Linked DNA regions of Homo sapiens: region 1 is linked to region 2. A link is an interaction called in ENCODE POLR2A ChIA-PET data of the cell type or tissue named here. Cell type or tissue: PC-9. All regions are shown on one strand.

Region 1 (8,000 bases), 200 kb after region 2:
TTTACTTGGCACAAGAAAGGAAGACACTGGGCATATTCTCCCAAGTAGTGTGTCCCCCAGAGAAAGAGACAGGAGGGTTTTATGGGGTGATGGAGAAAGGAGAGGGTGCATGATTGCATGTAGAGTAGGGGTCCCAGTGAGTCATGATGCTAGCGCATAGGTTGCATAGGTTATAGTCATGAAGCTATAGCTTCTCCCGGGGTGAAGACTTTAGCATGGTAATGAGGAGAGTTAACTTGGGTTCATCTGTAAGTAACCTGGGGTCATTTAGGAGCTGATTTAAACAAACAGGGTGACCTCATTCCACCCAGGGCTGGGGAAGAACAGGTTGAGGTCAGGAGGCTGTAAAACAGGCTGATCACTCAAGTTGGTTAAATTCTTGTAATCTTTGGAGATCCTCCATCTGCTCACAGGAGGGTCCCTGTGGCCTCTATCATCATTGCAATTTCTATAGCCTTGAAGGGGATGGGGTGGGTAACTGGGGAGAAAATCTCTATGGGTCTTAAGCCTGACGGGGTCAGTGGGTCAGGAGAACAGACAGCCGGGGAGCTAGGGCCTCCTGTTTTATCAGAAGGTCTGTGCCTGGTCCCGGCGTGTGATTTGCAGACTAGATTTGCAAACAGCTTCCTAGCAACTGTTAAAGAAGTCTTGTACAGCGGTGAAGGGGTAGGGGACCAGAATGCTATTTAATCCTCAAAAAACTAGTGAGATTGTTCTCTTTTTCTTTTCTTCTTCTTCTTCTTCTTCTTTTTTTTTTTTTTTTTTTTTTTTTTGAGACAGAGTCTTGTTTTATTGCCCAGCCTGGAGTGTGCAGTGGCCTGATCTCAGCTCATTGAAACCTCCATCTTCAGGTTCAAGCGATCCTCCTGCCTCAGCCTACCAAGTAGCTGGCATTACAGATGCACACCACCATGCCCGGCTAATTTTTGCATTTTTAATGGAGACAAAGTTTCACCATGTTTGCCAGGGTCGTCTCGAACTCCTGAACTCAAGTAATCTGCCCATCATGGCCTCCCAAAGTGCTGGGATCACAGACGTGAGCCCTCGCACCTGAGATTGTTCTTATTACTCTCATGTTACAAATGAGGAAACAACTAGTGAAATTAGTGAAATTGTTCTCTTTTTCTTTTCTTTTTTTTTTTGGGAGACAGAGTCTCGCTTTATCATCCTGGCTGGAATGTGCATTGGCCCGATCTCAGCTCACTGCAACCTCCACTTTCTGGGTTCAAGTGATCCTTCTGCCTCAGCTTCTCGAGAAGCTGGGATTACAGGCATGCGCCACCACACCCAGCTAATTTTGTATTTTTAGTAGAGACGGGGTTTCTCCGTGTTGGTCAGGCTGGTCTCGAACTCCTGACCTCAGGTGATCCGCTCGCCTCAACTTCCCAAAGTGCTGGGATTACAGGCATGAGCCACCGTGCCCAGCCCACTAGCTTTTTTTAAAAGATAGAAATTAAAATTTCAAAATGTCCAAATGTTCAACTTTTCACAAAATGTTTGGAAGGTAGAGAAAAGTAACCAATAGACCCACTATTGTAACTGGATTGTTTTTGTGAATTGTTATAGTTTTTGAAAAAATAATTGTTCTGCTATAACTTTTATATTCTGCTATTCTCACATCATATTTATCATTCCTTTAAAATTTTCTAGTTTTAGAGTGGAGACTATGTTCTTTTTTTTTTTTTTTTTTTTGAGACAGGGTCTTGCTATGTTGTCCAGACTGGAGTGCAGTGGCATGATCACAGCTCACTGTAGCCTCCACCTCCCAGGCTCAAGCAATCCTCCCACCTCAGCCTCCTGAGTAACTATGACTACAGACACACCACCACACCTGGCTAATTTTTGTATTTTTTATAGAGATGAGGTTTTGCCCTGTTGCCCAGGCTGGTCTCTTAACTCCTGGACTCAAGCAATCTGCCTGCCTCGGCCTCCCAAAGTGCTGGGATTACAGGCTTGAGCCACGGCACCTGTCTATGTTCTCTTTTCACTGTAGGATCAGAGGGTCATATTGATGGATGATAGTGATGGTTACTTTGCATTTTGGAATGGTAAACTTAAACATGAACTGTTATACAGTACTCTACTGAATCTTTTAAAATTCTTTTGGTGTTTTTGCAAATAGGTATGAGCATTCTCCAGGGAAAGGATGACATATTTTTGGACCTGAAACAGAAATTCTGGAACACCTATATGGTAAGACAGGCGTTTGAAAATGTTATCAGTATCTTTTTGTGTGTGTATATACACACACACACACACACAATATACAATACAATATATATACATATACAATCAGTAACTTTTTGTGTATATATGTGTATATGTATATATATGTACATAGATCCACAAAAATATATACTTTCTGTGTACATATTTATAAAGATTTAAAATGTTTTAATTGACACATATATGTATGTATTTTCAGAATACATGTGATGATTTGATACATTTGTATAATCATATCAGGATTCTTTGTGTGTGTGTGTGTGTCTATATATATATATGTATATATATATTTTTTAATAAAATTTTTTTTGAGACAGGGTCTCATTCTGTCACCCAGGCTGGAATGCAGTGGCATGGTCATGGCTCACTGCAGCCTGGACCTCCTGAGCTCAAGCGATCCTCCCACCTCATCCTTCTGAGTAGCTGAGACTACAGGCATGTGCCACCACACCCAGCTAATTATTTTTAAATTTTTTGATAGAGACAGAGTCTCACTATGTAGCACAGGCTGGCCTCAAACTCCTGTGCTCCAGTTATTCTCCCACCTCAACATTAAGTACATTTTTATTAAACTATTCCTAAATTAGAGCTCCAGTTTGGTTGGCAGAAGGGTCCAATATTTTGACAGAGAAATCTTAAAGTTATTTTGATAGATGTATGAGGAGAGGCTTTAAGAGTGTCTATACTTCTCATGAATTGGAAAGAAATACTTTCTCTGGGCCGGGCACGGTGGCTCACGCCTCTAATCCCAACACCTGGGAGGCTGAGGCAGGCAGATCACTTGATGTCAGGAGTTTGAAACCAGCCTGGCCAATATGGTGAAACCCTGTCTCTACTAAAAATACAAAAATTAGCTGGGCACGGTGGTGTATGTCTGTAATCCCAGCTACTCAGTAGGCTGAGGCAGGAGAATCACTTGAATCTGAAGACAGGTTGCAGTGAGCCAAGATCTCACCACTGCACTCCAGCCTGGGCAACAGAGCAAGACTCCATCTCAAAAAGAAAAAAAGAAATGAAATAATATCTCTGAATTTTAGTCCATGTTCTCAATGATTTCTGACTTTATTATATTAACTCTTATTAATGATCAGAATTTATTTTGTAAATTTTGCAGCCAAAGGGACAATTTATTTTGTAAATTTGGGATTCTATTTGCAAAATAAGGATGGTAGACTGTGAGTGGCTTAATGGAATCATTCCCACATTCAGAGCCAATGTTTTCAGGTGAGCATTCTGCGGAGTCCTGGTGAAAAGAACTTTAACATCACAAAGGTATTGATAGTGAAGGAGAAGGTTTCCAAGGGTTACTCCAAGGTTCAAAACAAATCAGCGGTTTTACTGTTTGCTCGGCACAAATATATATAGTCCAGTCCAGTGCAAAATTTAGGCCGGGCACGGTGGCTCACGCCTGTAATCCCAACACTTTGGGAGGTGGAGGCGGGTGGATCACAAGGTCGGGAGATCGAGACCATCCTGGCTAACATGGTGAAACCCTGTCTCCACTAAAAATAAAAAAATTAGCAGGGCATGGTGGTACGAGCCTGTAGTTCCAGCTACTTGGGAGGCTGAGGCAGGAGAATCACTTGAACCCGGAAGGCGGAGGTTGCACTAAGCCGATATCACGCCACTGCACTCCAGCCTGGGCGACAGAGCGAGACTCTGTCTCAAAAAAAAAAAAAAAAAAAAAAAAGAGCGGGAAGTAGCCGGCTCACACTTGTAATCCCAGCATTTTGGGAGGCTGAGGCAAGAGGATCGGTAGAGCTCAGCAGTTTCAGACCAGCCTGCGCAACACAGTGAGACCCCATCTCTACAAAAATAAAATAAATTAGCTGGGCATAGTGGCAAGCGTCTGTTGTCCCAGCTGCTCAGGAAGCTGAGATGGGAGGATTGCAAGCCTGGGAGGTCAAGGCTGCAATAAGCTGTGATTGCACCGCTGCACACCAGCCTGAGTGACAGAGTGAGGCCCTGGTTCAAAAAAAAAAAAAAAGAGCAGGAAGTAGAATTGGGAAAGAAAGAAGCTTCAGGCAGGGATTTGTAAATGAACAAAACCGCAGGAATATTTGCATACTGTTTTAAAAAACAGTGGTTACAATGAGTGAGTCTCATCTACCCTCAGGAAAAGAAAGAGGGTATACCAGCAGTCTAAAGCCCAGCCCATTTGGAGATTTTTTGGGAAGATTTCTTGTGATAAGAAATTGTCGGCCGGGCACGACAACTCACACCTGTAATCCCAGCACTTTGGCAGGCGGATCACTAGGTCAAGAGATTGAGACCATCCTGGCCAACTTGGTGAAACCCCGTCACTACTAAAAATACAAAAATTAGCCAGGCATGGTGGCGGGTGCCTGTAATCCCAGCTACTCAGGAGACTGAGGCAGGACAATTGCTGGAACCCGGGAGGCGGAGGTTGCAGTGAGCTGAGATCGTGCCACTGCACTCCAGCCTGGCAACAGAGGGAGACTCCGTCACAAAAAGAAAAAAAAAAAGAAAAGAAAAGAAACTGTCTTCCAGGTGCTGTCCTAGGTGTTAGTGGAAGATACCCAAAAAACCATATAAAACAGAGATTCTGTCCTAAAGGGACTTAGAGTCTAGTGGGATAGATAGATAAATAGACAAGTCATTAACTAGAGTTCGATGAGAAATGCTCTCAGAGCCCATGGGTACTCAGCACAGCGAGGAGGTGTGGGAGTGGGGATCAAGGAAGTCTTGCTGGGGCCAGGCACCAGTGGCTCATGCCTGTAATGCTAGCACTTTGGGAGGCCAAGGTGGGTAGATTGCTTGAGCTCAGGAATTTGAGACCAGCCTGGGCAATATGACGATGAAACCTCATCTCCACAAATACAAAAATGAGCTGGTCATGGTGGCTCACACCTGTAGTCCCAGCTACTCAGGAGGCTGAGGTGGGAGGATCTCCTGAGCCCAGGAGGTCAAGACTGCAGTAAGCTATGATTGTACCACTGCACTCCAGCCTGGGTAACACAGCGAGACCCTGTCTCAAAATAAAAAATAAAAAATAAAAAAAAAGATCTGGAGTTAGGCACATACTGGGGGACAGGTCATTCCAGGGGCAGAAGAGCTGAGTAGAGTTGACAATGTGTAAAGCACCACGGTATGCCCAGAGGGGAGAAACCACAGGCAGTTTGGTGTTCACAGAGTATTTGTTGAGCAACTTGGAATGAGTTTGGATCCTGGAGACTGTTGAACACCCGGAGCTGAGGATCTTGCACTTCACGGTTAGGTAATTGCAGCAGAGGAAACCAGAGTGGGGGGTTATTGTAGCCAAGTTCACATAAGAAATAATGAAGTACGTCGGGTGTGGTGGCTCATGCCTGTAATCCTAACACTTTGGGAGGGTGAGGCGAGAGGATCCCTTGAGGTTAGGAGTTCGAGACCAGCTTGGGCAACATAGCAAGACCCTGTCTGTATTTAAAAAAATAAAACTGGCCTGGCATGGTGGCTCACACCTGTAATCTCACCACTTTGAGAGGCCGAGGTGAGCAGATCACTTGAGGTCAGGAGTTCGAGACCAGCCAGACCAAAATGGTGAAACCCAGTCTCTACTAAAAATACAAAAAATTAGCCAGGCATGGTGGCGCACGCCTGTAATCCCAGCTACTCAAGAGGCTGAGTCAGGAGAATTGTGGGCGGCAAGCCACCCAGGCACCGAGGCAAGAGACAGAGGACACGATCTGTTCCAGTATAATAAAATATAAAACAAGAATAGTTATACCAGATATAGATCTTAGATATGATTATATATGAATATCATTAATCATTAGTTTGTAGCAATTACTTTTTCTTCCAATATTATAATAACCCTCGCTCAATAATCATAGCCTAGGAAAAACCAGGCCATACACAGATAGGAGCTGAAGGGACATAGTGAGGTGTGACCGGAAGACAGGAGTGCGAGCCTTCTGTTATGCCTGGACAGGGCCACCAGAGGGCTCCTTGGTCTAGCGGTGACACCAGCATCTGGGAAGATGCCCGTTACCAGGCGGATCGTGGTCCAGCGTCTCCCTGTGATGCTGTGCTTCAGTGGTCACACTCCTAGTCCACCTTCATGTTTCATCCTGTACACCTGACTCTGCCTTCTAGATAGCAGTGGTAAATTAGTGAAAATACTAATAGTCCCTGATATGCAGAAATAATGGCATAAGCTGTCTTTCTCTTTGTCTCCTCTCCCTCTCTGCCTCGGCTGCCAGGCAGGGAAGGGCCCCCTGTCCAGTGGACACGTGACCCACGTGACCTTACCTATCATTGGAGGTGACTCACATTCTTTACCCTGACCCTTCAGCCTTGTATCCAATAAATAACAGCGCAGCCCGACGTTCGGGGCCACTACCAGTCTCTGCATATTGGTGGTAGTGGTCACCCGGGCCCAACTGCCTGTGTTGCCCAGGCTTCCTGTGTTGGCCGTGCTGTCACCAAGGTCACAGCATCCTGAGAACATGGTTTTCTCCTTGACTAACAAGGCCTCGGGGTCTGTCTCGGGGTTGGCCTTCCACCGGGTCAGCGGGATGATCCGGCGCAAGCTCACGGTGTGTCTCCTGGTGGTAGAGGGGCTTGTGTCAACCTGTGGCCGGGTGGGGATGCTCCTTCCCAGCTGGTAGGCTGCCCCCAGGCTCCATGCCCTGCCCTGGCCTGGACACTCACGCTTTGCCTTCTTCATCAATGTCATCTACCTCATACCTGTGGACAAAAGGAGGAAAATGCAGGATGCAGCCAGGGGCACAGTCCCTGTAGGGGAGTGTGGAGGACAGGGGCAGGGCAAGGACCCGGTGCTCCCTGCACAGCCGGCCCCGCCCACAGCACGCTCTGTGGAGTTTTTCTCCTGCTGTGCAGATGAGAAGCAGAGTGGCAGCCCAGGCAGGTGCAGTGACCAGAGAGCAGCCCTGGGGCTGTTGGAGGAGCCCCTGGGAGCCTCCATCTCCCGAGTGAGCCCAGCAGGACTGTGACCCGTTCGGCCAGGTGTCCTACAGGGGCTGCTGGGCTCAGCTACAGATGGGCGAGACCGCAGCATAGTGGGCGCCCAGCGGGAAGAACCAGGGAGGGACAAAGTGAGTTTGCAGGTGGTGGAGAGGCTCTCTTCTTGATGTCGGTGCTGAACCAGAAGTGTGTTTAAGGAGAATTTCCTAAAATTCAAAGAGTTCCACGGGAGTCGCGGCTAGGCCGGGGCGCTTCTTCAGCATCTACCTGCTCTACGGCCTGAACCCCCGTCATCAGGGCCACGTTTATATGGGGTTCACTGTCAGCCCTGCTTGTCAGGTCCAGCAGCACAATGGGGGCCACACAAAAGGCAGGGCCCAGGCCTGGCGCGGTGGCTCAAGCCTGTAAACCCAACACATTGGGAGGCCAAAGCGGTTGGATCACTTGAGGTCAGGAGTTCGAGACCAGCCTGACCAACATGGTGAAACCCCGTCTGTAATAGAAATACAAAAATTAGTCGGGCATGGTGGCACGTGCCTGTAATTACAGCTACTCAAAAGGCTGAGGCGGGAGAATTGCTTGAAAGATGGGGCAGGGGGCAGCGGCAGAGGTTGCAGTGAGCCAAATCGGGCCATTGCACTCCTGGTGAGACCGGAAGGGTCTCTGTGCCAGGAGGAAGGCTTCCTGGAGGAGGCGGACCCCGCTGGGCACAAGCCTGATGAGAGGGAAGGGCATGCCTGTGACATGGGTGGGGAGTCCAGGGTGGGGACGGGACTGTCACAGAGGAGGAGCATGACGGGGAGACAGTGCCCTGGGAATCTTGGCGGTGGAACTCCGGGGAGGAG
Region 2 (8,000 bases):
CAAAAGGCCAGGTGTGGTGGCTCATGCCTGTAATCTCAGCACTTTGGGAGGCTGAGGTGGGTGGATCATTTGAGGTCAGGAGCTCGAGACCAGCCTGGCCAACATGGTGAAACCCTGTCTCTACTAAAATACAAAAAATTAGCCAGGCGTAGTGGTGCGCGCCTGTAGTTCCAGCTACTCGGGAGGCTGAGGCAGGGGAATCGCTTGAACCCGGGAGGTGGAGATTGCAGTGAGCCGAGATCTTGCCACTGCACTCCAGCCTGGCAACAGAATGAGTCTCACACACAAACAAGGTTTCCAAAAAAAGCATATATATATATATATATATACACATACACACACATATATATGTATAATATACACACAGAAAGAGAAAATGCAAATGTGGCAAAATATTAACAACTGGTGAATCTGGGTAAATGTTATCCTGACGTTCTAGACTTTCCTGGAAACGCTAGCCTTTTAACATCTCTGTACATTTGAAATTGTTTCAAAATAAAGAATTTGAAGCCCAGGCATGGTGGCTCACACCTGTAATCCCAGCACTTTGGTAGGCCGAGGTGGGCAGATCACCCGAGGTCAGGAGTTCAAGACCAGCCTGAGCAACATGGATAAACCCCATCTCTACTAAAAATACAAAATTAGCTGGGCATGGTGGCGCATGCCTGTAATCCCAGCTACTCGGGAGGCTGAGGCAGGAGAATCGCTTGAACCTGGGACACAGAGGTTGCGATGAGCCGAGATCGTGCCATTGCACTCCAGCCTGGGCAACAAGAGTGAAACTCTGTCTCAAAAAAAAAAAAGAATTTGCACATAAGTAGTAAAATTAGTTCAAAGCTTTTGGAAATATAAAAATAGTAAAAATTGGCTGGGCACAGTGGCTCACGCCTGTAATCCCAGCCCTTTGGGAGGCCGAGGCAGGCAGATCACGAGGTCAGGATATCGAGACCATCCTGGCTAACATGGTGAAAACCCATCGCTACTAAAAATACAAAAAAATTAGCCAGGAATGGTGGTGGGCGCCTGTAGTCCCAGCTATTCGGGAGGCTGAGGCAGGAGAATGGCGTGAACCCGGGAAGCGGAGCTTGCAGTGAGCCAAGACGGCGCCACTGCACTTCAGTCTGGGTGACAGAGCAAGACTCCGTCTCAAAAAAAAAAGTAAAAATTGTCCAGGCGCAGTGGCTCATGCCTGTAATCCCAGCACTTTGGGAGGCTGAGGCAGGCAGATCACTTGAGGTAAGGAGTTCGAGACCAGCCTGGCCAACATGGTGAAACTCCATCTCTACTAAAAATACAAAAATTAGCCGGGCCTGGTGGCAGGCGCCTGTAATCCCAGCTACTCGGGAGGCTGAGGCAGGAGAATCGCTTGACCCTGGGAGGTGGACAGAGGTTGCAGTGAGCCGAGATCATGCCACTGCACTCCAGCCTGTGCGACAGGTGGAGACTCCATCTCAAAACAAAAACAGAAAAAAACCCCAACAAACAGATGAATGGATAAAGAAAATGTGGTACATATATATAATGGAGTACTATTCAGCCATAAAAAAGAATGAGATCCTGTCATATGTGACAACATGAATGGAACTCGAGGTCATGATGCTAAGTGAAATAAGGTGGGCACAGAGACAAGCTTCAAAAGTTTTCACTTATTTGTGGGAGCCAAAAATGAAAAACAGTTGAACTCCTGGAGACAGAGAGTAGAAGGATGTTTACCAGAGATTGGGAAGGGTAATGGAGGCAGGGAAGGCAGAATGGTTAATGGGTACAGAGATATAGTTAGATAGAATAAATAAGATCTAGTATTTGTTTGTAATGACTTCTGGATTAAGCATTTTAAAAAAGATCTTAGCTGGGCGTGGTGGCACATGCCTGTAGTCCCAGCTACTCGGGAGGATGAGGCAGGAGGATTGCTTGAGCCTGCTGGGAGGTCAAGGCTGCAGTGAGCAGAAATCACGCCACTGCACTCCAGCCTGAGTAACACAGAGAGACCCTGTCAAAAAAAAAAAGAAAAGGATTAAAAAAATTACTTGATAGCACAACAGGGTGACTACAGTCAACAATAATTTATTGTACATTTAAAAATAACTAAAAGAGGGCCAGGCGTGGTGGCTCACGCCTGTCATCCCAGCACTTTGGGAGGCCAAGGCAGGTGGATCACTTGAGGTCAGGAGTTCGAGACCAGCCTGGCCCACATGGTGAAACCCCGTCTCTACTAAAAATACAAAACTCAGCCAGGTGTGGTGGTGGGTGCCTGTAATCCCAGCTACTCGGGAGGCTGAGACAGGAGAATTGCTTAAACCTGGAAGGCAGAGGCTGGGTGTGGTGGCTCACGCCTGTAATCCCAGCACTTTGGGAGGCCAAGGCAGGTGGATCATGAGGTCAGGAGTTCGAGACCAGCCTGACCAACATGGTGAAACCCCCGTCTCTACTTAAAATACAAAAATTAGCCAGGCATGGTGGTGCACGACTGTAATCCCATCTACTCAGGAGGCTGAGGCAGGAGAATCGCTTGAACACGCAAGGTGGAGGTTGCAGTGAGCCGAGATTGCACCATTGCCCTCCAGCCCGGGCAACAGAGAAAGACTGTCTCAAAACAAACAAACAAACAAACAAACAAAAAAACCTGGAAGGCAGAGGTTGCCGTGAGCCAGGATCTCACCACTGCACTCCAGCCTGGGCGACAGAGTGAGACTCCATCTCAAAAAAAAAAAAAAAAGGCTGATCATGGTGGCTCACGCCTGTAACCCCAGCACTTTGGGAGGCTGAGGTGGGCACATCACCTGAGGTTGGGAGTTTGAGACCAGCCTAACCAACATGGAGAAATCTCTACTAAAAATACAAAATTAGTTGGGTGTGGTGGTGCATGCCTTTAATCCCAGCTACTTGGGAGCCTGACGCAGGAGAATCGCTTGAACCCAGAGGCAGAAATTGCAGTGAACCGAGATCGCGCCATTGCACCCCAGACTGGGTGACAAAAGTGAAACTCTGTCTCAAAAAACAAACAAACAAACAAACAAAAAACCCTAAACTAAAATAGTTTAATTTGATTCTTTGTAACACAAAGGATAAACGTAGGAGGTGCTGGATACCACATTTACCCTGATGTGATTATTATGCATTGTGTGCCTGTATCAAAATATCTCATGTACCTTGTAAATATATACACTTACTACGTTCCCACAAAAAATAAAAATAAAAAACTAAAAAAAGAGATAGTTATCTTTCATACAAGGAAAGTTCTCACTGTTTCTCCAAAATGAGACTCACTGTCATAATGATCATTGCACCAGTTGCTGGCTATTTTAATTACTCCTCAAATTAAGTCATAGTCTTGAATGTTCTGCTACCTAAAGGCCGAATTGTAGAGCTAACCTCCAATAACTTGTATAAAAAATAAGAACGAGGAGAGAAAAAAAAGAAAGCTCTTTCCTCCATCTTCCCCTGCCACCAAAATGGCGCATATGACTGTCCCGGCTGATGCTCTCAAGAACATTGACAGGCTGGGTGCTATGGCTCATGCTTGTAATCCCAGCACTTTGGGAGGCTGAGGCAGGCAGATCATGAGGTCAAGAGATCAAGAACATCCTGGCCAACATGGTGAAATCCTGTCTCTACTAAAAATACAAAACTTAGCTGGGCGTGGTGGCGCACGCCTGTAATCCTAGCTACGCGGGAGGCAGGGGCAGGAGAATCGCTTGAACCCGGGAGGCAAAGGTTGCAGTGAGCCGAGATCGCACCATTGCGCTCCAGCCTGGTGAAAGAGGGAGACTCCGTCTCAAAAAGAAAAAAAAAAAAAATAGAACATCAACAATGCCAAAAAGAGAGGCAAAATGCCAGGTACCTATTAGGCCATTCTCCAAAGTCATCGTCCAGTTTCTAACTGTGATGATGAAGCATGGTTACATTGGCGAATTTGAAATCACTGATGATCACACAGCTGGGAAAATTACTGTAAACCTCACAGGCAGGCTAAACGTGGGATCAGCCCCAGATTTGATGTGCAAAGATCTAGAAAAATAGCAGAATGATCTGCTTCCATCCCGCCAGTTTGGTTTCATTGTACTGACCACCTCAGCTGGCATCATGGACCATGAAGAAGCAAGACGAAAACACACAGGAAGGAAAATCCTGGGACTCTTTTTCTAGAGATGTAACACATATTTACAAATAAAATGCCTATGGACCAAATAAAAAAAAAAAGATGGCTAGCATGTACAAATAAAGACATGAATATATTATGCAAAAAGGGGCCAGGTGCGGTGGCTCACGCCTGTAATCTCAGGACTTTGGGAGGCCAAGACGGGCGGATCACTTGAGGTCAGGAGTTTGAGACCAGCCTGGCCAACATGGTGAAACTCCATCTCTACTAAAAAATACAGAAATTAGCCAAGCATGGTGGCACATGCCTGTAATCCCAGCTACTCGGGAGGCTGAGGCAGGAGAATTGCTTGAACCCGGGAGGCAGAGGTTGTAGTGAGCTGAGATTGAGCCACTGAACTCCAGCCTGGGCGACAGAGTGAGAGTCCATCTCAAAAAAAAAAAAAAAAAAAAGCAAAAAGGAAATATGACAAGCTTCCAAGATCCTCAGTTCTGTAATTGGTCATGAGCCCATAATTGGTAACTATGTTCCCTTCTGTAAGTATCCAAAAATCCTTGGGCTCCGATAATTGGGCTTTTTACCTGGTAGGATGAGGCAAAGCTTCATTCCTAAAGGGTCCGCATTGTCCTGCCTTCTTTTAGTTACCACAGTTTTTCAGTAACATGTATTATTGGGCATAGAAATAGTAAGAGGCACTCCAGAGAAACCCGGGATTCAGACACACCATCCTTACCCCCATGGTGTGGCAGCAACCCAGTTTCCTCCTGGTCATAAGGATCAATAACTCCAGCCAGTAGAGTAACCCCATTTTCTGCGGTTGGTTCAGTGGCCTAAAAAGTCCAACATGACCAGGTGGCAGTCTCATTTTCCAATTCAATGGTATCATTGTTGTGTCCCTGATGGAAGAATTCCTCCCTTGAGGACTAAGTCTTCCAAGTCAGCAGAGCTCAAACTTACCAAGACAGGAAACAAAAAATCTGCAAGTGGGTTATTTGGTAGAATAGTGAGACTGGGCGAGGTGGGAGGATGGTTTGAGGGCAGGAGTTTGACAACAGCCTGGGCAACATGGCCAGAACCTGTCCACGCCCCCACCAAACAAAAAGAAATACAAAAATTAGCCAGGTGTGGTGGCACGCACCTGTAGTCCTAGCTACTTGGGAGGCTGAGGCAGGAGGATTGCTCAAGCCCAGAAGTTCAAGGCTGCAGTGAGCCATAATTGCACCACTGTACTCCAGGCTGGGTGACAGAATAAGACTTTGTCTTTAACAAACAATTTTTTGATCAGGTGTGGTGGCTCACACCTGTAATCCCAGCACTATGGGAGGCTGAGACAGTCAGATTACTAGAGGCCAGGAGTTTGAGACCAGCCTGACCAACATGGCGAAACCCCATCTCTACTAAAAATGCAAAAATTAGCTTGGTGGCCAGACGCGGTGGCTCATGCCTGTAATCCCAACACTTTGGGAGGCCAAGGAGGTTGGATCACGAGGTCAGGGGTTCAAGACCAGCCTAACCAACATGGTGAAATCCTCTCTGTACTAAAAATACAAAAATTAGCCTGGCGTGGTGGCGCATGCCTGTAATCCCAGCTACTCAGGAGGCTGAGGCAGGAGAATCACTTGAACCCGGGAGGCAGAGGTTGCAGTGAGCCAAGATAGCGCCATTGCACTCCAGCCCCGGGGACAAGAGTGAAACTCCATCTCAAAAAAAAAAAAAATTAGCCAGGCGTCAGCTGGGCACAGTGGCTCACGCCTGTAATCCCAGCACTTTGGGAGGCCGAGATGGGTGGATCACGAGGTCAGGAGATCAAGACCATCCTGGCCAACCTGGTGAAACCCCATAAAAGTACAAAAAAAAAAATTAGCTGGGTGTGGTGGTACGTGCCTGTAAACCCAGCTACTCGGGAGGCTGAGGCACGAGAATCGCTTGAACCCGGGAGGCAGACTGCAGTGAGCCAAGATGGCGCCACTGCATTCCATCCTGGCGACAGAGCGAGACAACATCAAAAAAAAAAAAAAAAAAAAAAATTAGCTAGGCGTGGCGGTCAGCTACTTGGGAGGCTGAGGCACAAGAATCGCTTGAATCCGGAAGGCGGAGATTGCAGTGAGCTATGACACTCCAGCCTGGGCGACAGAGTGAGAGTTTGTCTCAAAAAAAAAAAAAAAAAAACAAACGGCCAGGCACAGTGGCTCACGCCTATAATCCCAGCACTTTGGGAGGCCAAGGCGGGCGGATCATGAGGTCAGGAGATGGACACCATCCTGCTAACACGGTGAAACCCCGTCTCTACTAAAAACACAAAAAAAATTAGCCGGGCGTGGTGGCGGGCGCCTGTAGTCCCAGCTACTCTGGAGGCTGAGGCAGGAGAATGGCGTGAACCTGGGAGGCGGAGCTTGCAGCGAGCCGAGATCGCGCCACTGCACTCCAGCCTGGGCGACAGAGCAAGACTTTGTCTCAAAAAAGAAAAGAAAAGAAAAAAAAACAGCGAGAAGAACGAGATCTAATATCTCTCCTTGATTCTGACTTGTATTCTGGCTATGAGAGAAAAAGCACTACATAATGGTCTCTCATTAAGACAGCAGTGTTGGCCGGGCGAGGTGGCTCACGCCTGCAATCCCAGCACTTTGGGAGGCCAAGGCAGGCGCATCACCCGCGATCAGGAGTTCGAGACCAGCCTGACCAACATGGAGAAATCCTGTCTCTATTAAAATACAAAATTAGCCAGGCGTGGTGGCGCATGCCTGTAATCCTAGCTACTCAGGAGGCTGAGGCAGCAGTATCTCTTGAACCAAGGAGGTGGAGGTTGCAGTGGGCTGAGATCACCCCATTGCGCTCTAGACTGGGCAACAGGAGTGAGACTCTGTCTCAAAAAAAAAAAAAAAAGATAGTAGTGTGCATGCTATAAAAAAGAATCCCAGCCTCTGTGCGGGGTAAAAAACCCAAACCATTCTTTCTGGGGTGTGGTCTCTCAAGTGGTGCCTTAACTGAGTCTTTATTTTTTTGAGATAGAGTCTTGCTCTGTTGCCCAGGCTGGAGGGCAGTGGCATGATCTCGGCTCACTGCAACCTTCACCTCCCAGATTCAAGTGATTCTCCTGCCTCAGCCTCCAGAGTAGCTGGTATTACAGGCATGCGCCACCACGCCTGGCTAATTTTCGTATTTTTAGTGGAGATGGGGTTTTACATGTTGGCCAGGCTGGTCTCAAACTCCTGACCTCAAGTGATTTGGCCTCCCAAAGTGCTGGGATTACAGGTGTAAGCCACCACATCTTGCCTTAACTGAGTCTTTAATACATCATTGCACCACACTAGGGGTCATGTTGATTTCTTCTGCTGTCTAAAGATACCACATGTGAGGCAGCAGCTGCAATTGGAGTCACCATCTAAATGAGTTTCCCATAGTCCACAGTCATTCTCTAAGATCCATCCAACCAGCATATGCCAAACGCCTGCCCATTCAAGTCTTTTTTTTTTGACACAGTTTCGCTCTTTTGCCTAGGCTGGAGTACAGTGGTATGATCTCAGCTCAGAAGCCTCTGCCTCCCAGGTTCAAGCGATTCTTCTGCCTCAGCATCCTGAGTAGCCAGGATTACAGGCACCTGCCACCACACTCGGCTAATTTTTGTACTTTTAGTAGAGATAGGGTTTCACCATGTTGCCCAGGTTGGTCTCGAACTCCTGACGTCAGGTGATCCACCCGCCTCGGCCTCCCAAAATGCTAGGATTACAGGCCTGAGCCACCCCACCTGGCCCCTTGCAAGTCTTTGAGGGTGGCACTAGTCTCTGCGACTCTCCAGGGATGTGATAATGCTTCTGGTTAACTGTCTTTTTAAAATTTTTTTTCTTTGAGACAGAGTCTCCCTCTGTTGCCCAGGCTGGAGTGCAGTAGGATGATCTTGGCT

The links. ChIA-PET counts read pairs that join two places held together with the same protein. Peaks named below come from ENCODE experiments on the same cell type or tissue, not always from the same donor. Only the 100,000 strongest peaks of a DNase experiment are listed, where the experiment ranks them.
Region 1: POLR2A ChIA-PET joins it to region 2 with 15 read pairs; 4 of 35 experiments call an interaction of 5 or more read pairs at or near these places.

The regions. Positions count from the first base shown.
Region 1 is chr16:28,614,256-28,622,255 of GRCh38, reverse strand. LOC107984835 (a long non-coding RNA gene) reads right to left here. Exons shown (of 2, transcript XR_007065036.1): 2 at 3,270-6,918. It overlaps LOC124903674 (a long non-coding RNA gene), which reads left to right and starts at 7,725. Exons shown (of 2, transcript XR_007065047.1): 1 at 7,725-8,000. It also overlaps a transcript of SULT1A1 not described here. RefSeq lists enhancers at 6,416-6,990, 7,979-8,000. In PC-9, a CTCF peak has its summit at 6,177 (motif pointing right); DNase peaks (open chromatin) are centred at 295, 4,215 and 5,395; H3K4me3 peaks cover 839 bases; H3K27ac peaks cover 2,119 bases.
Region 2 is chr16:28,810,126-28,818,125 of GRCh38, reverse strand. It overlaps the pseudogene RPS15AP33. Among named protein-coding and RNA genes, the nearest start is that of ATXN2L, 8.9 kb to the left of the region's middle. In PC-9, no CTCF peak of the experiment used is centred here; no DNase peak of the experiment used is centred here.